Regions from separate parts of the Homo sapiens genome. Here regions 1, 2, 3 and 4 are each linked to region 5. The links are chromatin loops, found by intact Hi-C in ENCODE. Cell type or tissue: heart right ventricle. All regions are shown on one strand. Region 1 has its middle 89 kb from the start of LINGO1. Region 2 overlaps PEAK1 (pseudopodium enriched atypical kinase 1). Region 3 overlaps PSTPIP1 (proline-serine-threonine phosphatase interacting protein 1). Region 4 has its middle 76 kb from the start of HMG20A. Region 5 overlaps PEAK1 (pseudopodium enriched atypical kinase 1).

Evidence for each region. Hi-C counts contacts between places; a loop is a spot of excess contacts. Peaks named below come from ENCODE experiments on the same cell type or tissue, not always from the same donor. Only the 100,000 strongest peaks of a DNase experiment are listed, where the experiment ranks them.
Region 1: a loop joins it to region 5, with 11 times the contacts of the local background. A loop is called at or near these places in 69 of 110 quality-filtered maps.
Region 2: a loop joins it to region 5, with 2.6 times the contacts of the local background. A loop is called at or near these places in 22 of 110 quality-filtered maps.
Region 3: a loop joins it to region 5, with 2.8 times the contacts of the local background. A loop is called at or near these places in 5 of 110 quality-filtered maps.
Region 4: a loop joins it to region 5, with 10 times the contacts of the local background. A loop is called at or near these places in 67 of 110 quality-filtered maps.

The regions. Positions count from the first base shown.
Region 1 is chr15:77,541,551-77,546,550 of GRCh38, forward strand. No RefSeq gene overlaps it. Among named protein-coding and RNA genes, the nearest start is that of LINGO1, 89 kb to the right of the region's middle. RefSeq lists an enhancer at 1-632 and a silencer at 2,136-2,350. In heart right ventricle, CTCF peaks have their summits at 1,996 (motif pointing left) and 2,199 (motif pointing right); DNase peaks (open chromatin) are centred at 71, 321 and 1,941; H3K4me3 peaks cover 963 bases; H3K27ac peaks cover 2,447 bases.
Region 2 is chr15:77,115,920-77,120,919 of GRCh38, forward strand. The region is part of intron 9 of PEAK1 (pseudopodium enriched atypical kinase 1); the gene reads right to left. Among named protein-coding and RNA genes, the nearest start is that of TSPAN3, 47 kb to the left of the region's middle. In heart right ventricle, a CTCF peak has its summit at 3,053 (motif pointing right); no DNase peak of the experiment used is centred here; H3K27ac peaks cover 819 bases.
Region 3 is chr15:77,022,085-77,027,084 of GRCh38, forward strand. PSTPIP1 (proline-serine-threonine phosphatase interacting protein 1) reads left to right here. Exons shown (of 15, transcript NM_003978.5): 4 at 3,200-3,234; 5 at 3,414-3,520. Among named protein-coding and RNA genes, the nearest start is that of PSTPIP1, 29 kb to the left of the region's middle. RefSeq lists an enhancer at 33-82. In heart right ventricle, a CTCF peak has its summit at 2,365 (motif pointing right); DNase peaks (open chromatin) are centred at 185 and 2,347; H3K27ac peaks cover 223 bases.
Region 4 is chr15:77,494,039-77,499,038 of GRCh38, forward strand. It overlaps a transcript of HMG20A not described here. Among named protein-coding and RNA genes, the nearest start is that of HMG20A, 76 kb to the left of the region's middle. RefSeq lists enhancers at 1,572-2,372, 2,809-3,103, 3,175-3,974. In heart right ventricle, CTCF peaks have their summits at 2,969 (motif pointing left) and 3,200; DNase peaks (open chromatin) are centred at 1,941, 2,953, 3,493 and 4,143; H3K4me3 peaks cover 2,425 bases; H3K27ac peaks cover 5,000 bases.
Region 5 is chr15:77,184,083-77,189,082 of GRCh38, forward strand. All of the region lies in intron 6 of PEAK1 (pseudopodium enriched atypical kinase 1), which reads right to left. Among named protein-coding and RNA genes, the nearest start is that of LINC00597, 39 kb to the right of the region's middle. RefSeq lists an enhancer at 3,663-3,882. In heart right ventricle, a CTCF peak has its summit at 2,604 (motif pointing right); a DNase peak (open chromatin) is centred at 3,899; H3K27ac peaks cover 4,099 bases.

The sequences.
Region 1 (5,000 bases), 360 kb after region 5:
TCACAACTGCTTTCGCTCTGGAGTCCTAGACAAATTGTAGCCTGGAGAGCGGCTGTGGGGAGCTTACAAATGTGGCTGGCCCAGCCCTCCCCGCCTTCCTCCCACTCCACATGTCTGCCTCTGAGCCCTGGGGTCAGAATAGCCACTAAGGAGCTCTCACCAGGGCTCCACACACACTTGGGACTCCTGGGGTTCTTGCCAAATGGGTACCCCCGCCCCCAAGCCCTAGGAGCCTTGGATCTGCTGCCTGGACCCCAGCTCCCCTCCTCCTGCCGCCCTCCTCAGCATCTGGTTCCTCCTCAGAATGCAATGCTGTTGCCCCTGGCAACCGAGCTCCAGGCCAGATCCTGGTCCTCCTTCCTCCTCCTTCCCTTCTTTTTCTCCTCCTTCTTCTGCTTCCATATTCCCATCCTTCCTGCCCTCCCCCAGTCTGCCGAGACAGTGCCTGGGGCTGGAAGACTCCCCCCAAATCCGATGCCAGCTAGGCCAGCCAGCCAAGTCCCCTGGCCTTTCTGGTTGCTCGTTGGCTGATGATGACAGTCAGTACTCCCTGCCTGCCCATGGGACTGACTACTGCAGTCTTGGGCACCCCAGCGATGTCCCAGAAGACTCTGAGGCAGGGCTCTCAGGGTACCCCAGGCAAAGAGCCAGGGACTGTAGAGAGACAAGAGACAGCAGCTGAAGAAAATTTCTCCCCATTAGAGCTGTTTGAGGTGGTGAGCTCCCCAAAGCCAAAGGCATGCAAGGAGAGGCCTTTCCAGTGATGATGGTGCTGGCACTGGCATGGCACAGGGCAGTGAGGGGCTGTCTTGGAAGGAAGGTCGATGTGGGCTCGGCCTATGTCTATCCTGGCTGTCTCCTTTTCCCCAACCCCTGAATTCCCAGAACCTTTAGGAACACTTGCTCCCCAACCCCTGCCCTCCCAAGGACTCGTCATTTTTCATCTGGGCTCTAGAGAGGAGGACAGCACTAAGAGGTGGTCCCGGGTCCAGCGACATCAAGCACCATAGGGCAGGTCCAACGCCCAGCACAGCTGTTTAGAGTGGACAGAAACGGGCTCAGCAGGGCAGGCCACATGAACCCTAGCCGCCCTCACGCATCCCTTCCAGAGCCTCCGCTCACACTCCTGGATCCCCCTCCATATCCTAGGCTCCTGTCACCTTCCTGCTCTCCTGCAGGGCCTGTGGGCCAGCCATGCCCAATTCACGACTCATTCAACCGACTCCCACTCCTTCGTGCCCTGCACCAGTTCCTCCCTGTCAGGAATACACTTCTCCACCTTTCATTCTGAGTCAGCTCAGAGGCCCCCTCCTTCAGGAGGCTTCCCTGGACTGCCTGGGCTGTGCCCACTGCCCCGCGGGGCTCCCCACCCCGGGCTTGCCTCCTAGAGCTCTCTCACCCACGGCCTGGTCACCATCTGCACACGGTTTTCCCGAGTGCATCATAAGGACCTTGAGGCAGTGACTCTGTGCCCCACATTTGCTAACAAATACTAATGAGAACATCAGCACAGCCCTGCCTCTCTCTGGGCCTCAGTTTCCCCCATCTGAGGCCCCATGTCTGGGCCTTGGCTTCCCCCAGGATCCCCTTTTGGCTGAGAAGGGTGGCCACGCCCGGGCTGTCAGAACAAGACAGAGGCCAGTCCGGGCAGCTCTGCCCTCCTCATCTCCGGGGGCGTCCCCTCCAGGTTTCAGGAATGAGCCTCAGGAACTGGGGTGTGGGGGCCCGGACGGGGAGGTCCTGGCACTCCCCGAAGCTTTGGTTCTCGTCTGCCAAATGAGGACACTTATCGGGGCTACCCACCCCTCCGGCTGCCGTGAGGCCTTGGAGATGGCAGCCAGACCGGACTTTCCCATCGGATCCGCCAGAACCCAGGCTTCCCAAGGCAGCAGCTCCCGCGCAGCCGCCGCCCGCTTCTGGCAAGCCCAGCCCACGGGCTCAGGGGTCCCTGGGGCTCTGCTGCCCTCCAGTGGCCGGAGGCCCCTGGGCACTTAGAACCCGTGAGCTCCGGATTAATTCCATGGGCTTCCGTCTCCACCTAGGACGGACAGAAATGGTAGCAGGGACTTGTTGAGGTCACTCAGCAAGCCAGGCGCGGTACATGGACCAGGACCTGGGGCTCCAGGGCCCCAGCACTTCCATGCCCAGGGAGGGCTTGTCCTCTCGCAGGAGACCAGCCAGGAGAGGGAGCTGTTCCCCACCTGCCCACGTGTCTCACCTGGGACACCCTCTGTGCTGTAGCCCTTCCCTGCTGGCCACTCTCAATGCTGGCCTAGACTGCCCCCCGCCCGGAGAAGTGTTTCTAGTGCCTGCCCAGGGGTCATCCCCAATACGTGGGCCAATGTTGGGGGCTTGGAGGGGTGGCTTAACCCCTTTCCTCCTTGATTAATCAAATACTTAAAATAATGGCTGAGGTCATGATTGATGGACAGAGCATAGCTAATTACCCTGGAGATTAAAACGACTGTTTCTGTTTAAAAAGGCTGCAAATGAGTTAATTATTTCCTTTGCTCACCTCTCTAACCTCGTTACACTTCTAAATGAATAGCAATATTGATCTTGGAACTGATTTTGGTGTTACACCGCCCGAGCGGGTTTAATTAGGGTTTGAAAATGCTGCAGTGCCTCCTCCTTCTGACCGAGGAAATTAGACTTGGGTTTTACTTACATTTCACAGCCGTGTCCTCCACACAGATAGAAGGGCTGGAACATGGCGCAGTGGTGCCTGTCATCCCCTGCCCTGCCCTGCCCTGGCTCCCAGCTCCACTCCCATCCAGAGCAGCACAGACTGACCCTTGCTTCTCACCTCTCAGGAAGACGTGGCAGGAAGGCCAGTGGGGTCAGCTTGTTTAGCCTTGTCTGGTCACAGATTGGGCTCGGAGGCTCGGATATGATAGGACAGAGCCTAGCATCACTTGACGAGGTGGGGGCAGGCCTAGGACCTGAACTATCACAGACTCCCAACTCTGGACCTTGACGGCTCCCTGACTGAGTTAATATTTCCTCTCTGTCCCTCCTCACTTCTCCAGATGCCTACGGAGCCTCCTGGTGCTCTACCCCACCTCCAGCTCCCTCCTGCCTCTCCTCTCCTTCTTAGAGCTCCATGAAGAAAGGCCCCAGCTCGATGAAGGTGGGGAATGAGAGGGGGAGCAGGGCCCAGGATACCAGCACCCCTGCCCTGGATCTGCAGCTGACATCTAGGTGACCATGCCCTGTATCTGGGCCTCCCTACTCTGAATCTGACAGTCTGTCTATATCACTCCCTCCCACCTCCCCCAGCCAGAATTTTCAAGAGCAAGTAGCATCTCTGGGAGCCAGAGCCAGAAGGGTAGGGTAGTGAGAGTGAGCAGGACAGGCTTGGGCCAAGGATATAGGACTGAGTGGGTCTGCTCCTTCTTATTCCAAATAAAACCTTCCCTTGACCCTGGCTCTCCTCTGCCATGGCCAGATCTGTCCCAGTCTCACTTCTTTTTTTAATTTTTCCAGAGACAGAGTCTCCCTCTGTTACCCAGGCTGGAGTACGGTGACAGGATCACAGCTCACTGCAGCCTTGAACTGCTGGGCTTAAGTGATCCTCCCACCTCAGCCTCCCCAGTAGCTAGGACCACAGATGTGCACCACCATGCCCGGTTATTTTTTAAAAATTTTTGGAGAGATGGGGTCTTGCTGTGTTGCCCAGGCTGATCACAAACTCCTGGCCTCAGGTGATCTTCCTTCCCACCTTGGCCCCAGTCCCAATTACTGAGAGTTGTGTACATTCACTGCCCCCGTCTCTGACTTCCTCCCCACGCCTCTGCCCTCTGTTTTTTATGTCTCCCAGATAAAACGATTCTTACTGAGGTCACCAGCAACCTCTAAGTTGCTGAACAAAGTGAGCGCTCTGTTCAGGGGGTCTGGGCATGGATCTACCTGACAGCTTCTCTCCTTCCTGCAGTGGCACTGGCTCCTGGGTTTCCTCCTCCCTGCTCCCTCTTGGGACTGGGTGCTCCCCTCCCATCCCTGAAGAATCTCAGGGTTTGGCTTAAGCCCTCTTCTCTTTCTTCTCACTTGACGCGCCCTCCCCTGGTGAGCCCACCTCTCTCGTGGTTGGAAAGTGATCTATCCCAAATTACTATCTTAGCTCAGCCCTCTCCCTTGAGTGCATGTAGGTCCAGCCAGGGAGTGACATGGTTAGACTTACACTTTAGAAAGGCCACTGTTACTGTAGTGTGGCAGGAAAGGATGATGGTGGAGACAGAGGAACCCCTGAGGTGGCTGTTCTAAGTCTCAGCGGAAAAACATTCAGGCCTGTGGCTGAAGAAATGGGGAGCAGGGGGTGATCCACTGGACGGGGAGGCTTTGGGGATTGATTTCCTAGGGGCACGTTCCAGGGCAATGTCCCATTGTCAAGTTGGACCTCTGAGTGCCTTTGGCTGAAACTGGCAACGTCAGGGAGAAGCAGGCTTCCAGGGAGTGTTCAGGCTGTTGGGTTGAGTTCAAGGTGCCTACAGGGACATTCAGAAGGAGAAGGAAGGTAGGTGACTCCCTCAAATTGCTACAGCCAGCTTGTAGCCCTGCCATTCAGGGTAGAGGTCATCAGCATGCAAGGAGCTAGGCGGCGACTGCATGCCCAGAAGCACTGCTACAGATAAGACAGCCAGGACGATGTGGGAGAGCAGAAGGCACTGCATTCGACCCTGGTGATTCATGCCTAATTTGGCCAGTGAAATCTGTGAGCCAGACCACATGCCCTGCCTTGTCAAACAAGGAAAGAAGTGTGGAGATTGAGGGTCAGAGACTCTAACTGAATCCCAACCTCACTAATAGACTGAGCCCTGATCCTGCTCACAGTCTGAGCCCTCATCCTTGTCACAGTCCAAGGAAACAGGACTACCCAGCTGGAGGCTCTTAGGTAACACCTTCCTGTTTCCATTTCCCCTTTTCTCCCCTGAGGTAAGGATGAAGGAGAGGGAGCTTAGTAGTGCCAAGGAAGCAAGCCTGGAGTACTGAAGGCAAGATAG
Region 2 (5,000 bases), 68 kb before region 5:
ACTGGTAGGGTTGAGAGAGTCACTGGTCTGACCTAGTCAGAACAAAGCCAACATTTCAATGGTGGTTTTCTGAGTTTTATGCTTTCTCTTAACAGGCCTCATTTAATACCCACTATTGAGGCAATAAAACCTTTCATAAAGAACTTTACTAAGTGGTTATGGATCAAGGAAGAATTTTTTGATCAAAAAAAGTTAGCCAAGAGTTCTACATACTGTGACGATTCTATTTCTACTCTTAAGGGGTTATCAAAGCAAAAAGTAAGTAAAACCACCCCCAAATGGGTTATTCTCATGCTATAGAGAGGCTGACCGTGGAAGACTGAGTCTCTAATACTAGTTCATGGATCATAATAGTCTGGTCTGGAGTCTGCTCCACAGCCCTGTTAACTGAGGGTCATTCTCTGCTCTCCCTCCTCAGCAGAGGCACACTGCCACATTACAAATATCAAAGGCTCCCAGGAACATGCACTCTCTGTAGTGTTTACACTGCATGTTTATTACAATAATACAGAAAAGCAAAACTTAAAAAAGCAATTTCTAGTCATTTTTATTTAAAAAGAAAAATGTACACATTCTTAGGAAGATTCAGATAGGACCCAGTTCTGAGAAGCAGCACATTCTGATTTCCATTCAAATAGATTAAAAAAAAAAAAAGATCAAAGACAAGGGAGTCTCAGCGGAGAAAAGCATCTCTCTCTCTCTTTCTCTTATTCTCTAGTTTATCATATTTACTACAGTTAAAGAAGCCTGATATCAGTGATCAGTGCCATGGAAATCAATCAATCTATCTATCTATCTATCTATCTATCTATCTATCTATCTATCTATCTATCTATACCTCAGCACAAGTTCCTTCAAGTCTTCTACTACCTATCTAATTCAGTTTGAGGATATACTAAGTATTTCTTTTTTAAGCAAACTTCTGGTCTTGAACAGACATCCCCAGCCTGAGTTCAAGTTCAAACATATATCTTTCAGAAAATATTATCTCTGGAAAGCTCTCGAAGTCTTAGTATATGCAGTATAATATATAATCCTATATGCTCATCAATCATAACATTTGTTATTTTTGTAACTGCACTGTTGGCAATATTTCACATTTAAGTGTTACCAGGTATTTAAAAATTCTATACTAGTCATTGTTTAGTTGTATAGGAGTTGGATCCAGCACATGGCACCATTATCCCCATTGCCAGTTAAATTTGCTCAATATTATATTGTCTTCTGGAATGAAAGCTCAAGGGTCTCAACTCTTCATACCACTAAATTTGGCTGAATCAGATTGGATGGTTAAACTCTAGCTGTTACATTATAAAAAATGACACTCTCCAAGGGCTTGGGAGGCCTGGGATTTAGCTTTGCTACTAGCTGTATAACCTTGAGCATTTCACTAATTTCTCTGGGTCTCAGTCTCCCTATTAAAGGAGACAATATGAAGAACACTGAAATCTACTTCACAGGGCAGTTGTGAGGATTAATTGGGATCAAGTATATAGCGTACATCTGTAAACTACAAAGTTGTACAAATGCAACACTGATAATGACTAAAGCAGTTAACAACTTGCAAATGTCAAACTAATGCAATCTTAGAGAATCCTAATTTTTTGAAACAATGAGCAAAACAGAAAAATAGATCTTTATTTTGAGTCCCGACAGCCACCTGCCACAGCAGTGAGGCTCTCTGATCACAAATTTGATAGAGGACAGACAAAAAGAAACTGCTAACATTCAATACCTCCAAGCCAGGGTCAGCCCTGACAAACAAGTTAACACCAGCAGTATGTTAGAATCCAAGACAGGGCAACCTAAAGCTATGAGAGAGAATTGTTTGGCCAAGTCTAGTTTTTAACTATGTCAAGTCAGGCTGAAAAAAAAAACTGTGACCTTGTAGTTTAATATTAGAAGCAGAGAAGGTATTCTAATTGTGACTCGTATTTTAATTGTGATATTCTAATTATATCTAGACATTCACACAGACACACACATTTTTATAAGGTCCTCCAGAGCTTTGTGAGTAGACAAGAATGTGGATACTACAATAAGAATTTATGTTTAGCTTCACAGATCTACTTGAGATAAAGGATCAAAGTGATTTACGAAGAAGAAATGATAAATTGTTTCACGATTTTGGATGCTCTAAAGGAAAATGGTCTCCCTAGATAGATAACCTGAGTGGGCAGCACTTCCTTATCTCTTCATTTTATAATACATAGACAGGTTGAAGAATAATGAGTCACTCTAGCTTTAAGAGCAAAGGCAAAAGGGAGAAGACTAGAGTGTAAAAGAGGAGGGAAAAAGAGTGATTTTACTTGGTTCATAACCCTGAAAACAGTTACAACCCAAACACAGACCAATGGAGATTTCCATAATAGGATTTTGCTTGATGGGTATCTCATAAATCTTTATTATGGAGCCTGCAATGATGTTAATTTAGGTAGGAGTATTATATTATTCTAGGTACCACATTGTAGCCATTTTTCAAATATTAATAACTCCTTTAGTTAAAAAAAAAACCTCAAAATGACCTGACTTCAGATAACAAATTTCTAGTTCAAAAGTTATTTCAGAAAACAAACCAATTTTTCAGAACAAATGGATAGGGTTCTTCCTGTCAAATTTTTTCCTTCTGCCCTTACCCAGTATTTTCTCTACCAGGGATTAAAGTAACTTCTTCTTGGCTCTCATTATCTTTCTTGAAAAGAATTCACATTCCTTCTTTATAAAGAGTAGCTGGCATCTCAAGAGTAGCAGGAGGAATCTCAAGAAAGATTCTACTTGTTCATGCCAGCTACTCTTTAATCTATAAATGATTACTTCAGGACTCCTCCTAGGACCCCCAAAATTTAAAAATAGGAATAAAAATAAACTAGAACTGGAATGGTCCTACATCTTCATTAAACATTCCCTTTTCTAATAGGGGAAAAATCACCTCATATTTGCCTTGGCTATGTTTGGGAAAATCTACTTAAAATGCTGTGAATTTGGCAGATTCTGTGCTGTCTATATTTTCTGAAAGGCAAGAAAAAATGCTATGAGAGCCTGAGCCACAGTGACACTAGAGGGAGCTGCAATATCAATATCCAGGAGTCATTTACTTATAAACTGTGCAGCAGGAGAACAAAACCAGGCTGCTGAAGGTTGAATCTTCTTGTAAAATACACCATAGGGCCTCTTTCTGGATAAGCTTTTGCTTCTATGATGCTGGCAATACCAAATGCATGCCAAGGGAACTCCTCGTGTGAAGAGCACAGACAGGAAGAGAAGCCCATCCTGGGCACAGTGACCCTCGCCCACTTGCCAGCTCACAGGAAATGCCCGCTTGAGCTATTCTCCAAAGGAGTCAGAGGAACATCAAAAGGGACAGCCAGTCAGCTGGTATATACATATGCACCAACATGAATAACCTACAGTTGCAAAAACAGAGGCTTGAAGGGAAACTGGCTGCTTGTCTGGGTTAATAAAGATCAGTGAGGACAGAGAAGGGAAAAATATTAATTCATTATCAATTGATCATTCAAACAAGTATCTCATGGCTCCTGAGCACTTCCCATCTGTAAGACACAGCATCCTGAAGCATTCTGACCAGATTCCTAAATACAGAGGGTGGGGACCCTTTAACCACTGATAAATCATCTGTTGGAAAACTGGGGGAGAGGGGAAACAACATATTGTCTTCCAGAATCATAGCCAAATTACCCTCTCCTGAGACCTTCTCAGACTCGGGTCAAAGAACCCAACATTTACAATCTTAGCAGGGAAACAGAGCTTGAAAATGATTCATCATGCACAACCTGAAAAGTTTAATTCCAAACATACATTTCAGTTCAGGGGCTCATTTTCCATGTTGCTCATGACAACTGCCCTGCATACCTTTAAGGCAAATTTGTCATTAAAAAGCATTTATGTTTGTAATAACTTCAACCTAGAGAGCTAACTTCTAAAAAGTAGACCATCAGGGGCTTTGACTGTAAAGTCCCATTAAAAATAGCTGGGGAGAAGATAGTGCTGTCTAACACTACTGAACCTTTCAGAATGATCACAAAGCCTGGGACCTGTGAGAGGACATACCTCTTGATGCTCTCTCAACAACAGATACTCTGTTTAAGGCAACTAAGTCAGAGGGATAGGGGGAAAGGTGGACCTGTGCAAAACTGGATGATATGACTATGGAATTAATCTGTCGTTGAATGGCATGGTGTTACTCATTCTTCTTCATTGACCCTTTTTCCCAAAGGTTCCGTGAAGTGCTGGTGTTTGGAGTGCCTGCTCTCCATCCTAGTTTTTCATTGACAAACTCTCTTCCGCAAGCTTGCTCATAGCTTCAACCATGTCATATACACTACTGACTTCCGTGTCTACATTTGTAACGCACCCTTGTCTTTGGGCTTTAGGCTCATCTATACAATGACCTACTTGATTTCTTCCCATATATGTCCTAACCCATAGATTACTTAAACTCAACATAACCAAACCTGAACTCTCCGTCCCACCAAACTCACTGCTTTCCCAGTACTCCCTCTCTTGATGAATGGCTTTGTTACCTGGATGAGAAACCAAATTCACTTTGGATTTCTCCTGCATCTTCACTCCCTATGGCTAATTAATTATCAACTCTCATTGACTTTTCTTCTAAATAACTTTCAAATTATCCTCTTTTCTCCATCTCTATTGCTACCTTCATCACTTGCCTGGACAACCACAAAAGCTTTCCAACTGGTCTGCCTGCCTCTAATGTGATCCCCTCGAATACATCTTCCACATGGCTACAGAGCCATTAAAAAACAACAGCTGGTATTTCCTCCTTATTTAAATTTCCTAGCGGCTCCGCTTTATCCTCATAGGAGAAAGTCCTGGCCTTGCCTCCCTTTCCAGTCCTACTTCCCACCTGTGTTCCATTTGCTCTTACTATATTGAGCTATCTGCAGCCGGCCACCCACTCTACCCTCCAGGTGTTCTCTCAGTTTGGGGCTCCTTGTCACCCCTCATCTGCCTGAGGGATT
Region 3 (5,000 bases), 160 kb before region 5:
TTGTCACAAACCAAAAATGCTGTGGTTTTCCTGTCAGAGAGATTTTTAAAATTTTTTTCATGGTCTCTCTTCCTCTGAACTCAGAGAGAATGACGACATTGCTGAGGATATTGGCGGGAGAGAGCCAGGCCCTGTTCCTGTCAGATGTCCCCTGACGCTGGCTCATCGTGGGCACAGCCTCAGCACAGGGAGCCGAGAGGGCTACTCCTGTCAGCTGGTGGGCAGGCAGCAGGGACACAGTGGGGTCAGAGCAGGAAACACACTGGAAATCTGGACTGTATTTGAGCACAGAATTTCAGACTGAGCTTCCTGAGAGCCGAGTCAAAAAGGGCAATGGGATGAGTTACACATGAAGGCACTGGTGACAGATGGCAGTAGGCAGAGGCCTGTGCAGGACCCTGTCTTCAACATGCGATGGAGACACAGTAGAGGTGCTCAGGGAGATCTTGACAGTTTCCCTGCACAGACGGTGGGAGGAAGCAGGAATTTCATGGGGCAGAGAATGACTTTATGTGGCCCCCAGATCCTCCCCAAGATCAGAGCTCAAGGCTGTTCACTTTGGGGGTTCTGGGGCAAAGCTGGGCTCCTCCTCTCATCCACAGAGCTGAGGCTGCCTCCTTGAAATTTCATCTGGGGCCAAGAAAGGGAGGAGTGTTCTGGGCCTTGTTGTGTGAGCTGAACTAGGGTGGCCTGATGGTTCCAGCAACGGGGACAGGGGACCTGGGGCAGGAAGGCCTGCAGCCCAGGGGACAGGAAGAGGGGCCTGGAGGGGCCAAAGCCTGCCTGCCCAGGTACCCCAGACAGAGGTAGCACCAGTATCTATGCAGTACCCAAGGCCTAGCCAGGTCATGGGGACAAATGGGAGTTCAAGGTGAGCACAGACCATCACTGTCAAGACTGTCCCAGGGGTGGGACAGAGGCTGAATGTCCACCTGGCAGTGCTGTACGTTCAGGCAGGCTCCCAGCTTTCAGGTGGGGGCTGGGAAAAGGGCCAGCAGCTCCCAGAACCTGCGATTCCTTACAGCACCCCTCAGCCTGAGACCATGAACCGGGGTGGCCCACAGGTGGGTTTGGGGTTGAGAAAATTTAGATTATGAGCCTGGGGACAATGAGGAGGAGAGCCAGGCATTGCCCCTGTCCTCAAGGGCTCATGGTTCAGCTGCGTGACAGACATCCGCTGGGCCAGCCCAAAGTGACATCAGTGCTCAGAAAGGACAAAAGAGGATGCCAGGCAAAGATGCAGCAATGGAGATGGGCACGTGCAAAGGCCCTGAGGCAAGATGGAGCCTGGCACCTGGAAGCAACGGGCGGAGGGGCAGAGAGCAGGGCTGACAGGTGGGAGGTGGAGGTGGTGCGGCAGGGGCTGCAGCGGTGGTGGCAGCTAGCGTAGGACAGTCACGAGATTTAGGAGATAAAATAGAAGGTGGCGGCAAGGAAGGGAGAGGACAGAGCCTGGTGTGACTCCTGGGTTTCTGGTGTGTATAGCTGGTGGACAGTGGTGTCTTTGCCAAGAGGGGAGCCCTGGAAGAGGAGAGGTTTGCAGGGCAGGTGCTGAGTCCGGTTTTGGACACGCTGAATTTGAGGTATCTGTCAGATATGAGACCCAAAAGGTGAGGGCGGGGAAGTGGATGTGCAGGCCCTGAGCTCTGGGAGGGGTCTGGGTATGCTGTGGTCATGAAGGAGGCGGGGCTGGAGGGTGGTGTGCGTAAGGGCTGGGTTGGGGGTGCGGGGACCACGCTGTGCCTGGAGGCCTCTAACTGAATGAGTGGGACTGAGCTGAGGGGTGAACTGACAGGAAGCAGAGGGATTGGAGGTGCCACTGCTGGTGAGGAGTCAGAGAAGAGTCCTGAGCCCCACAAGGGAAGGTGGGGTCACCACACAGCCACCCCTCTCCTTCTTCCTCTCCCTGGTTCCGCCTCTTACCGCAGGGTGGCCACGGGCGCAGCTCCTTCACTCCTCTGACCCTTGGCTTCTCATCTGTGAAATGGGATAATAAAGGCACCTGTGCTGGCAGAGTTGTGAGCAGTTCTGACGTCTGGATGGGCATCAGCAGCGCTTGGGGCCGGGCCCCACCCCGAAGCCTCAGCCTCAGGAGGTCGGGGAGGAGCCTGAGAATCTGTATTTCTAACAGGCTCCGCGGATGCTGATGCCGCTGGTCTGTGGACCTCACTTTGGGATCCACGAGTTTAGGGCGAGGGGCCTGGCCCCCACCGATCTCCCCCAGGCCTGGATCCCCAGGCTCCTGCCAGGCTACTGCTCCTCCTTGGCCTCTGCTTCCCCAGGTGTCTACTGAGAGGAGAAGCCCCCTGAGAAGCCTGCCTGGTGCGCTGCCCCCTCCACCCAGGGCTGTCCGGTGGGCGTCATGAGGCCATATGGCCGCCAGGGGGCAGCCGAGCTGCTCCACAGAGAGGCTGCAGGGAGAGCCAGATAAAATACTGGATGCCCAGGTGAACGTGAATTTCAGATAAACAACAAATACTTTAAAAATAAAAGTCCGTTTTAAATACTACAAGGGGCATACTATACTCAAAAAGTGCTCGTTCATCTGAGATTCACATTGCACTGGGTGTCCTGTTTTTATGTGTTCATTCTGGCAGCCCCCGCCCATCATTCCCTGCCTCCTATGCGCAGTGCTGGGCCCTTCCCTCCCTCCCTCCCTCCCTCCCTCCCTGGCAGACAGTGCCCACCTCTCAACTCCTGCGCCCTGCCCTGCTAGCCTCTCCCACGGCCATCCAACCTCCTCCAAACATCCCCCGGGCCACCTGCTGAGAGCCCATCTGAACACTGTCCCCTCCCCTGTAGCCTCACCCTGGGGCCATTTGGTACCTGCCGAGGAGAGAGGGCTGTGAATGTGGGAGAGGAGTTCAGGGGAGGGAGGGAGGGTCCTGAAGACAATCCCCTCTTCTCTAAGAATGCAGCTAGGAGCACAGATGGTGGGGGCCTTCGGTACCTCCTCCTTCTGCCACATTGCAGAGGGTTGATTGCTTTAATTTGCAGAGAGCTTTGTCTTCCAGAAATCAGTCTGGGGCCCCAGTGGATGGTCACCATCTGGCTAAAGGGTCCCTTGGTTCTAGAGTGACCCAGGGTCTTCCCACCAAAATAAAAGTCCTCCCCACTGCCCACCCCGCCGGGAGGCAGCCTGGACTGTAGGTTCCCGCTGTGCTCTCCTCCTCCTGACCTGGACCCATCTGTTTTGCAGCTCCCTGAGGGCCTCCTTTGACTCCTTGAAGCAGCGTAAGTCCCCTACCCTGGGGCAATGGGATCTTTTGGGACTGCGAGGCTGGTGGAGGGTTTGGGGGGACAGAAGATGAGGTGTTGGGGCTGGGGCTGGGCTGGCCCACACGGGTGAGTTGTGGGTGGCTGAGGCCCATCAGATCTGACACTGGGGACCAGTATCCATGCTCTGCCCCCAGAAATGGAGAATGTGGGCAGCTCACACATCCAGCTGGCCCTGACCCTGCGTGAGGAGCTGCGGAGTCTCGAGGAGTTTCGTGAGAGGCAGAAGGAGCAGAGGAAGAAGGTGAGGCAGGTGCAGGGGGCGGGGGAGCTGCTCCCCCATTGCCAGCCTCTCAGTTGCTGTGGGGGTAGGGGGCTGACCTTCCTGGTAGAGCCAGTGGAGGGCGGCAGGGGTGGTGGTGGGACAGCACTCCAGGCTTTGGGGCTTGAGGGTGATCTGAAGTGGGTAGGGAGGGCAGAGGCCTGGCCGCTGGCACTAAGGCCAACTCTTAGTCCCAGAGCCCCATGGAAGGTCCTTCCTGTCGAGCTGCCTCACGCCTAGGAGGATCCTACTACAGCAGACTCTAGAGGGTCTGTGGCAACTTGGCAGTGTCCAGAGGAGGCAGTCTGAGTTGTGGGGGTCACTGGAAACTGGTCTTGAGTCCAAGGATCAGGGCTGATTGTCCTGGAAAAAGGCAGACTTGCAGCCAGTCACCCCACAGGACTGCCCAAGGCTGAGGGGTCAGACACAGACTGGGGTGGGAGAGTTGTATGGCATTGCTTAGCATCCAAAGGTACTTCTCACCCATATGTAGGGCATGGCTGTCCCGAGACAGAGTGACTGCATGGAAGTGAAGTCCCCATCATGGGAGGTGTGTAAGCAGAGGCTGGCAGATGCTTGTCAGGGAGGCTGCAGGGCTGAAGTTGGATATAGGTTCCCTGGAGGGCAGGCAGGACGCAGACTGGCCTGGAGGCTGGGCTTGGGCCTGTGAGGATGGGGGCTGAGCCTCTCAGGGCCTTAGTGATGAGGGTGGTGCCCTGCACAGGGTGGCAGGGCAGCACACAGATCCGCTTCTTGCCTGGGGAGGAAGGATCGTTGTGAAGTGGCCAAAGAATTGAAAATGAAAAGTCACAACTGAGCCTTGAAGGGGAAGAAGCTGTACCTGAGGCTGGGGCCAGGCTAGGCCTGGGTGTCCTGGCCATACCACTTCCCATCTCTGTGCCTCAGTTTCCCTCTCACAGGATGGGACACATATGTCTACCTCCCAAGTGCTGGGAGCTCAGCCCAAGCCATGCGCCCCTCAGTCTCCACAGACAGGGCTCCAGCTCTGGTTAGCAGCTCTGCTGGCAGAAATGTAGCGTGGCTGCCCGTGCCACCTGCCCATCTGCCAGCTGGGCTTTCAGGATTCTAAATGTGGGGTTCTGAGCAGACAGGGGGTCCCCAGAAGCCAGCCCAGGCTTGAGGTGCCGGAGCAGGCACCCTCTCTGAGCTGGGACGTGCCCGCAGAGCCTGCAGAGAACCTGCCAGGAAGGAGGGACCCCGGCCCTGCTATTTTGGGCCCTCCTGTGGCCAGAGGAGCTGCACTGGCTGCAAAGGCTGTTTTGGACAGAGCATTCTTTCTCCAAGTGGCCAGGGCCCCGCAGGCAGAGCGCTGTGTTGTAGTGTGTGCCATGTGTGTCTGAGCCTGTGTGTGTATGTGCGTGTGCCACAGAGCAAGGACATGTGCTTACAGGATGGTGCACACGTGCCTACGCTCCCCTGCATATGCCTGTGAGCATGTGTC
Region 4 (5,000 bases), 310 kb after region 5:
GGCACTGCTCTGAAGGCAGATAGTCAAACCCTACCAACTGCAGCCACCCCTGGCTAAAGATTTCACTGTTTTATTCTTTGCCCTAATGTTAACTTTTTTTGTTGTTGTTGAGACAGGGTCTTCTTTTGTTGCCCAGGCTGGTATGCAGTGGTGTGATCATAGCTCACTAGAGCCTTGAACTCCTGGGCTCAAGAGATCTTCCCACCTCAGTCTCCCAAGTAGTTAGGACTACAGATGTGCACTACCATGCCTGGCTAATTTTTCCATGTTTTATAGAGATGGGGGTCTCACTATGTTGTCCAGTCTGGTCTCAAACTCCTAGGCTCAAGCAATCCACCTACCTCAACTTCCCAAAGTGCTGGGATTACAGGCATGAGTCACCATACCCGGCCCCTACTGCTAACTTTCACTATTCTTTCATCCTGCCCTTGACATCAGAACAACATCTGGACCCAAGTGAGACTTTTCCATTGGCTTAAATCAGTCAGTACCTGTAAAGATGTTCAGAATATTTAAACTTACATGAGTCTGCCACATGAGATTTCTGCAGGGGGAGCTTTGCAGCCGTAAAGAGGATGCTAAACATAGTGGCTTATAATGAAATAATATGTTTATCTTGGCTGGTTTTATAGCAGATGTGATTGGGATATTTACTGGTTGTTTCTTAGAACTAGATGAAAGCAATAGTTCAGACCAAATGAATTACAGCAACAAAACATGCTAACAACATAAAAAAAGATATAGATTATGGAAAATTATAAATTGTGATCATGCAGAGAGGTCTCACTCTAGCCTGAACACTGGTGACCCACAACTAAATGGGGCCAAGATTAATCATGCCTCAATCTTACACATAAGCCAAGGGATCTTTTCTAAAGATCATGCCTATTAAAGCAGCAAAGACTTTTCTGCAAGATATATCATAATGAGCTCCAGACATTTAATGAGAGACAAGTGCTACGGTTGAAAGTGGTGACCTTCAGCATCGAATCTGAAAATGAAGTAGGCCTGCTTGCTCTGCAAAATGAGGCCCCAATCCAGTCTGCTTAGGTGAAGAGAAGTCTCACATTTGTAGATGGTCTGTTGCAGGCAAACCTTAAATCTTCTGGGAAAGGGGGAAAGGCTTTTGTTTGTTTTTATTTTTCTAATTAGGTAAGGATTGTACATGCAAGGAGCAAGCAGCTGACTCCAGGCTGCAGGCCCAGTAGCTTCCAAAGGCAGTAAAGCCAGCAGGCGTGGTGGCTCACGCCTGAAATCCCAGCACTTTGGGAGGCTGAGGCGGGTGGATCACTTGAGGTCAGGCGTTCGAGACCAGCCTGGCCAATATAGTGAAATCCTGTCTCTACTAAAAATACAAAAATTTGCTGGGTGTGGTGGCACATGCCTTGTAGTCCCAGCTACTCGGGAGGCTGAGGCAAGAGAATCGCTTGAACCCAGAAAGCAGAGGTTGTAGTGAGCTGAGATTGTGCCATTGCACTCCAGCCTGGGCATCACAGCAAGACTCCATCTCAAAAAAATAAAGAACAACAACAAAAAAAGGCAGTAAAGTGGAAAACGGCATCAAGGAAGAAACCAGCCTAAGGAGTTAGATAGAGTGTCCCAAAAGCCTCTGGAAGAATATGCAGCACTCCAAGGCCAGGAGACCTCAGCTTCCATCTCTGTTGTAATGGCTGCCTCAAATGAGGACAATTGCCTGGCCAAAAAATAGCAGCATGAAAGAGAAGTGTCATCCCCCCTTATTCCTAGTTTTTCATCCCCTAGAAGCCCCTCATCCAAGGACTTGTGTAAAGTTGTGTCCGCCCCTACTTTGATCTGCAGTAGGAAATGCTGGGATGCATGTCCTGACCCTCCTTCCCCCACTGCAGCCCTCACGAATGGTAGGTGGCTGTCCTGCAGACAGGATGCTGCCTCACGTCCTGAACCTCGCCACAAATTCCTGCCCCACTGGCTGCTTCTGGCTTCCTCTTGCAATCCCAGGAGACAAAGGACTGTGAGGGAGGAAGGGAGCCGAGCATGGTCTCCCAGGCAGAAACCCTTTGGAAGATGCCGGAGCCTCAGCCTGCTTGCCCGGGTCTGCCTTTCTGGGTGGGAGGAGGGGCGGCCTCCCTACTCTTCCCAAATGTCCCTGTCTTAAACCCATGCAGCACAAAACAAGCCAGTTCATTGTGTTCTTGGATATAAATATTGATTCTAGGTGATGTTAACATTCTGTTCATAAAAGAATGTAACATATTTCTCCCACACCATATTAGACTGATGTGTTGTTTGGCCAAGGGAAGTACCGATTGCTGGCTTCTGCGAGAAAATGTGGACATTTAAATGCATGCAGCTTTCAGAAGTCTAGGAAGCAGCCTCAGAACAGCAACCAGGCCCCTGGGTTGGCTTCAGCTCTGCCCTCCTCCATCCAGTTTCTCCTTTTCCATCTCCATTGTTTGCACATACCTTTGGTATTTCTGATCACTTGTAATTTAAGAAAATGCTTTCTTGGAATTATATCTTCTTTCTCAAGGACCTGTTAATGTGGGACATTTGCTTTCTTCAGGAGGGCCCGGAAGGTCAGGACCAAACATTTTTAGTTTTCTTCCCCAGGGGAAAAGATCTGGGAGGTCCTGTCCTCCCGTTTACTTTTTCCCCCTCTCTGCATGTCGGAGGGAAGGGCAAAGTCTTCAGACCAGAGGTGGTCCCGCCAAGCGCTCCACCGAGGCCTGACCAAGCCCAAGACTCAGATGTGTTGGCCGCCTTGGCAAGGCAAATTCCCCACATTCCACAAGTGCTCTTGAGGGAGAAATAGAAGTAATGAGAAAGTGGAATTCTTGATGTGTATGCGTGCTCACTCGGGTGCCAATTCATCCGACACAGACAGATCCCTGGCCTTATTTCGCAAGAGAGTGATAGAGCCCATTTCCAGATGTGCGGGAGGACGGCCCGGGACCCAGTGCTGGCAGGAGAGCTGGCGCCCTCTGCTGTCCCGGCTAGGAAACACTGCAATGGTGGGAAAGAACCTGGGGTTCCTGAAAGCCGGCAGCTCTGTTACAATCCATAGCCGACCCTCGCAAGTGTGGAAGGGGCCTGCAGCTCCTTGCTGTTCAAATGATGAACCTGCAAGGGGCTGGATTCCCTCCTTCTAGCTGGCTCTCTTTGTGTTTCGTGGCTCTAAATGAGCCAGAAATCATGAGGATTTACAATAAAACCCCAGCCTCCCACAGCATCTGCTGGTCCCGTTCCCGAGAAGGTGAGGAAGAGTGGCACTGTCTCTGGCCTGTGAACCTGGCCAGCAGGCCTAGGCAAGGCGAGACAATGAGGGCAGCTTGCCCAAGAGGAGGCCTCCTGCTGATTAGCAGCCCTCGGGCCATACCCTTGCCTGAGAATGCAGCTTCTGGAGGCCTGGCTGGCTCCAAAGCTTCCAGCCGAGTGGAAGCTGCAACTGCTCCCACTCAGGCATACTGGCATCTCTAAGGGGCCTCAGAGCTGGCACAGCCAAGAGACTGGCTCAGCTTACAAGCTTAGACAGAGCTGCCACCCCCCTCTGCCCTGCTGCCTGCCAAGACAGCAGCACAGCAGTGGGTCTGGGGCCAGGGCCAGGCTTGCTGCTGCAGGAGAAAGAAAGAGATATTAATAGAGAGAGAGAGAGAGAGAGAGAGAGAGTGTGTGTGTGTGTGTGTGTGTGTGTGTTGGTGAAACGTAGGGTGGAGATATTAGGGGGATGCAAGGGGGATGGCTGGTGAACTATACTTGGACAGCCTTTCAGTTCTGCAAAAAGGCACAAAACAATCAGTTTTTGTTTTCTGGAAGATTTTTAATTTTTTTTTTTTTTTTTGTAAACCAATCTCTTCCCTGCTGGGAGAAGAAAAACCCAACCCGCCAAGCAACCCCCTAAAAACAATGCCCTTCTCTCTCTGGGACCAATTTTCAGGCTGCACAGCAGTCCTGACAAGGTCAACAAGCTGGAGCTGTAAGTGGAAGATCTTTATCTAGGTGGGAAATAGGAAAATCATTTGACTGATAAAAGGAAATACAATAAATAGCATCTAAATTCCTGGCTGCATCCCCCAGGCCCCTCCTCTGCTGGAGAAAGTGCGTGGGCCAGGGATACATGTGCTGCTCCAGCATGTTTAAAAATAGCATGCAGCACACAGCCCTTTCTTACCTTCCAGAAAGACTTCATTACCGGATCCTCAGCCCTGAGCCTGCAGAGCTGCTGCCGGCACTTTCTTCTCCCTGCGCTGGATTTTTCTCTTTGGAAGCATTAAGGGAGTGCATGTGATACATTTTACTCACGGGCCAGCTCTTGCTCAGCTAGTTTCAATCTAGGCACGTCTAGAGCTCACGTTGAAAGTCCATTGTATTTAATGGGGTGTTAACTCTGTTTATTCTCTGGGGCCTGTGCAGTAATTTTACACTCTGCAAAACTAGCAACTTGAACCAGAAATGATATTCCTCTTTCCCCATGCCCACCCCAGTGGGCTGCAGTCCCCAGGCACCTCTGGCCCTGCTTCCCAGGGTTCCTGTAGCTCAGGTAGCCGAAGAAGTTCTGCATGCCGTGGGAGATGGGAACTCTGGGGTTCACATCCGGTTCTGCCGCTTGTTAGCACTGGTGCAGCCTGAAGCAGGTCTCCTCAGCTCCTGGAGACATTTTTCACATCTGTGAAATGAAGATTTTAATCTGCCCCATGTATCTCAAAAGGCATACAACAATCTCATAGTGGAAAAACATTTTCCTGGGTTCTACAAAGACACCGTCCTATTATTCCCAACTGGGCCACTTCAGCATCACCTCGGAAGCCACTTAACCCCTTCGGATCTCCATCTCTCCACTAAAACCTTGGGGATTTGAATAGGACTATAAAATCCACTAATCAGTCTGAATCTTCACCATGCTGTTGTGATTTTTTTATAAGTCCATTATTCCTTCCACCTTTATTGGCTGGCATTCTACTCTTGGGAAGACTTTCTTGTCTCCCCACTTACTTATTCTCAGGGCCTGGCCCTAGAAGGTGCTG
Region 5 (5,000 bases):
GCCTCCCCAAAATGTTGAGATTACAGGCATGAGACACTGTGCCCAGCCAAAGATACATGGATTGCATTTAAACAATATAAAAATTGTAAATATAATTTACAATATTTATAATATTGTAGTAAATAAAATTTATAATATTGTAAATATAATTAGCCACATGGAAGTGCAAATTAAAACTACAATGTGCTACCACTACACATTTATTAGAATGGTTAAAATAAAATTAAAACAAAAACAACTGATGCTAGCGAGGATGTGAAGCAATTGAAACTCATATATTGCTGGTGGGAATGTAAATGGTTCAGGTATTCTGAAAAACAGTTTTGCAGTTTCTTATAGAGTTAATCATAAACTTACCTTGGAGCCCAGCAATCCCACTCCTAGGTATTTACCCAAGATAAATAAAAACTTTTGTTTACACTAAAACCAATACACAAAGGTTTACAGCCAAAAGCTGGAAACAATCTAAATGTTAGGTGGCAGTGGTTACATAACTGCATACATTTGTCAAAACTCACAGAACCGGCAGGTAGGCTGGGCGCGGTAGCTCATGCCTGTAATCCCAGCACTGTGGGAGGCTGAGGCGGGTGGATCACTTGAGGCCAGGAGTTTGAGACTAGCCTGGCCAACATGGTGAAATCCTGTCTCTACCAAAAATACAAAAATTAGCCAGGCATGGTGGTGTATGCCCGTAATCTTAGCTACTCAGGAGGCTGAGGCATGAGAATTGCTTGAACCTGGGTGGCGGAGGTTGCAGTGAGCCGAGGTTGCATTGTGCCACTGCACCACAGTCTAAGACAAACAAACAACTCATAGAACTACGCACTTAAAAAAAGTGAATTTTACTACATGTAAATTTACCTTCAATAAACCTGACTTTAAAAAGACAGCTCTGCTGCTATGTAGAAAATGGACTCGGGAAGAACAGGACAGGAGGCTTAAAAGACTGACATAGGCAAACTAAGATCTGATGAGGATCTGGATTAGGATGTGGTGTCAGGGAAGGCAGAGAAAGATGCAGGAATGACTGGATTTTGAAGAGTAAAAAGTATTGAGGTTTTAGGTTTATGTATTCAAATGATTATGGAGCCATTTACTGAGATGACAACATTGGAGGAGGTGCAACTTTTGAAGGGAAGACTATGAGTCCATATTTTGTCACCCTGCATACAAGACAGTATATGAATTTAGGAGTCTGAAACATGGATGAGAATTCTGTGGTTCTCCTCTGCTTAGGAATTACTAGTATAGAGATATTTAGGCCGAAAAGAAAATAGTGAGCTGAGGAGGTGGCCTTGGTGGGTGAACCAGGGAGAAGGGGCTACTTCCTCTCCCCTAACTGAAAACTAACAGCCAAGGTGTGATGACACAGAAGCCAGATGAGGAAATGTCATGAAGGAGAAAGACAATAACTATTTCAAATGCTGCTGAGAGGTAACGGAAAATGAGGACTTACATACATGCCCATTGGACTTGGCAACATGAGCTCATCTGTGACCTTAGCATGAACTATTTGGTTCAGTGGTGGGGATGGAAACCAGACTGCAGTGAGTTGAAGAGTGAGATAATAGAGCAATGGTAGATAACTTTTGGAGAAGAGTAGGCAGGAAGGAGAAGCAAGAAGGAGCTAGGAGGATGGGGGTCCAGAAAGGATTTCCTTATTTTAAGATGGGAAAACCTAGATAATGTTGAATGGTAATATTGGGGAAAGATACAGGCCAGGGTGAGAGGCTGAAAAAACAGGAAAGAGGAAAGAATCACAATACTTAGAATGTTAAAACTGTGCAGGTTTCTAATTCAACTGTGTTTTATGGACAAAGGAATCGAAGCCTAGAAGAGACAGTGACTTTCCTAAGGACACACAGTAAATAAGAAAGACCCAGAACTGGGACTCAAGGCTACAACTACCTACAATATGTTTTGTTTTTACCTTTTTTGGTAGATGTTTTTTTCTTTTGTTGTATATGCTCACTGTGGAAACTCAGAAAAGCATAAAGAAAATAGAAACCATATGTAAACTTATTATTCAGAAGTAACTTTTATTAACAGTTTGGGGGCAGTTCCTGTCAGTCACCAAGAATTTAAATTAAAAAATTCCCTGTGTACTTAGCACTATGCAGCACTGAATACAAAAAAGAATAAGGCATCTTGGCATAATATCTTGTTAACCAAGTTAAACAGACTCTGATAAGAGTGGGATTAAGTTTTCTCTTTGTAAGTAGTACAATATATTTGCTTTTTCAAAGACTAGTAGATAATAGTAAAAATAATTCCCCACTTTGAGTAAAAGTAAGTTAATTCAGTCAAAAGATGGCTAAGCTGATTAACAGCTATCACTTATCAACAGAATAGCCAAATGAGACTCACCAGGAACACCATTTGCTTATGTCAGTGTTGTGTGCACTAGGAACCCATGTTGCATATGACATTCGTTTACAAGTTTGTGTCCATCTGTATTCATCTGGTTTAAAACCGAGACACTTATACATATGTAACAAACCTGCACATTGTGCACATGTACCCTAAAACTTAAAGTATAATAATAAAAAACAAAAAACAAAAAAACCGAGACATGAACCAGGCAAACACCTTTAGCAAGCACCAGATGGAGCTGCTGTCTAAGCCACAAAACCTTAACCACGAGGGCTTCATTTTAAACACTAATTATATTTGGAGACAAAGAGGTGCACTTAAAGACACTGTCAAAACTATTTTAACCTACAACAGTCTCATAGAGGGGGAATCTGTACCAGATGCAGGTCTGTCCAAAGAGCAATCCTTGGGTTTTACAGCCTTTGTGAAATGACTTCAGTGGCAATCAATAACTAGCAGCTTTCCCTGCTCAACACCAACGCTCCCCAAATGGGAAACTCCAGTCTCCAAAGTTATGCTTGAGAAATAAGAAATGTGTCTCCTGAGGCACTTACACAAGGAAATAAAACAGTCTATCCTGGTGTCTTCTATTTATTTGCCAGAACAGGTCTGATACAGAGCACCCAAATGGAATGTTTGATAAGAAAAGCTCATTTACCTCCACATTCCTTATAATCTCAAAGCAAATCTTCTAGATGAAATAGTCTATGGGAGAGTTTAATGGCTGAAGCTGCCCCTAGGAGGTAGCCAGGATTCCATGATCTAAAATCCTATTTCATATTTGACAGTTTTCAGGACCAAAGCCCTTCAGGCTATAGATTAAGCTATTCAAGAGTGGCCTATTTCACTTCAAGTCATGACAGCTTTTTAAGAACCTATTACTGTTTTTTATTCTCTCTACTGCCATACAATGACAATAATTAGTTTGCTTCTAGTCCAACAGTTTCAGGCAGATTTGATACCAAAAAAAAACCCCACAAAAATACAAAAAAACAACAAACAAATCCACAATGGATTTCAATCTTGAAATAAACTGGCCAGCAGAAAGAGCTGGAGCTCCTCAAGCTGGATTCAATTTCCATTAGTGAAGAAAAGGAAAGTGTGTAGGTGGGAGATTAAACACCATATATACAGCATTTCCTAAAGGCACCCAAGGAGAATCTGTTAATAATAAAGGAGGATGGAGAATGAACTGCTAAGCTCCTCCAATTCTGTGACTCCCGAAGCCCACCATCTCTCTCCATAAAATCTGTCACATTGCCATGGAGGCAGAGTCAAGAATCCTCACTGCTGTACGTGGGCTTTTAAGGACACTCTCAGTGAGGATCTATTGCCTATATGTCATCCCACATATTAGTCCATCTCCAGGATGCTAGGGAACAATTTACAAGTCAAGGTTCTCACTAGGCTTTTGTTAAAGAACATGTGGGTCACTTAAAAAAAAGGAAAGGAAAATGTGACAACCATACCCACGTCACTGTTCCCAACCTTTCCTTCTTCCACAGTGAAAAATGCTGACCTGACACCTCAACCAGCTGCCAAACTCTTCAGTATATGACTAAAAGGGTGGGGAGAGGAAGTGAAAGCAAAGCTGCAGGAAGAAGTTTTGCAGAAGATAAAACACAGCTTAAATTTGGTACACAAATGGAAATTCCATGAGTAAAAGGGACTTTCTTGAGATCTGACTGAAAAAAAAAATTATCATTCCTTGCTATCACAAGAACATGAGGTTCTCCTATCTAAAGAAGAAACCAAAGTAAAATCTGCTTAATTTTGGAAACTTAATGAAATCTCCAGAAGCCCATCCAGTTCCAATTGTTCTAACCACAACAGTTTTTCTAACAGTTCACTGCTCCTGTCACATGGTAGTCATCTCAGGATAAGAATCATGTAACAACAAATGCACCCCTGCAAAGCAGCACCGCTCAGTTCCAACTAATTTTTAAATTCAAACTCTTTGACGAATCAGTTAACTACTACTAATAATAATTATTATAAACTTGGTAATAACTAGTTATAAGATTAGAAGTTCCAAAATGTTCCCTGAAACCACTTTAGACCCCTATTTAAGAAGGTATACATCAGAGAAGAAGTTAAAGTATTATCTAATAACAGCCAAGACTCCATAGTCTTTTATAGTTTTATTTTATTCACAAGCTTTTTCTTCTGCTTGGAATGTATTTCCTCTAATGCTGTTCCATTTGTTGAAACCCTATTTATCCTTCAAGATGCAGTTTAAATTTTACCTCTGTGATGAAGTTTTGCCTAACTCGATTATACCACATTGTTTTGTAATTATGTAAGTCCCCAGAAGGCAGGTCTAAGTGTTTTTCCTCTCTATATCTCTTGAATTGTTTGGAATACATTGGATACTAAATAAATGTTTTCACTCAAGAATAATTCTAGTTAGCATTTACTACTAAGTACCAGGCCCTTTACCCATAAAAACTCATAATTCGGCCAGGTGCGGTGGCTCAAGCCTGTAATCCCAACACTACATTTTGGGAGGCCAAGGCGGGCAGATCACCTGAAGTCAGGAGTTTGAGACCAGCCTGGCCAACATGGTGAAACTCTGTCCATACTAAAAATACAAAAATTAGCCAGGCGTGGTGGTGCGCGCCTGTAGT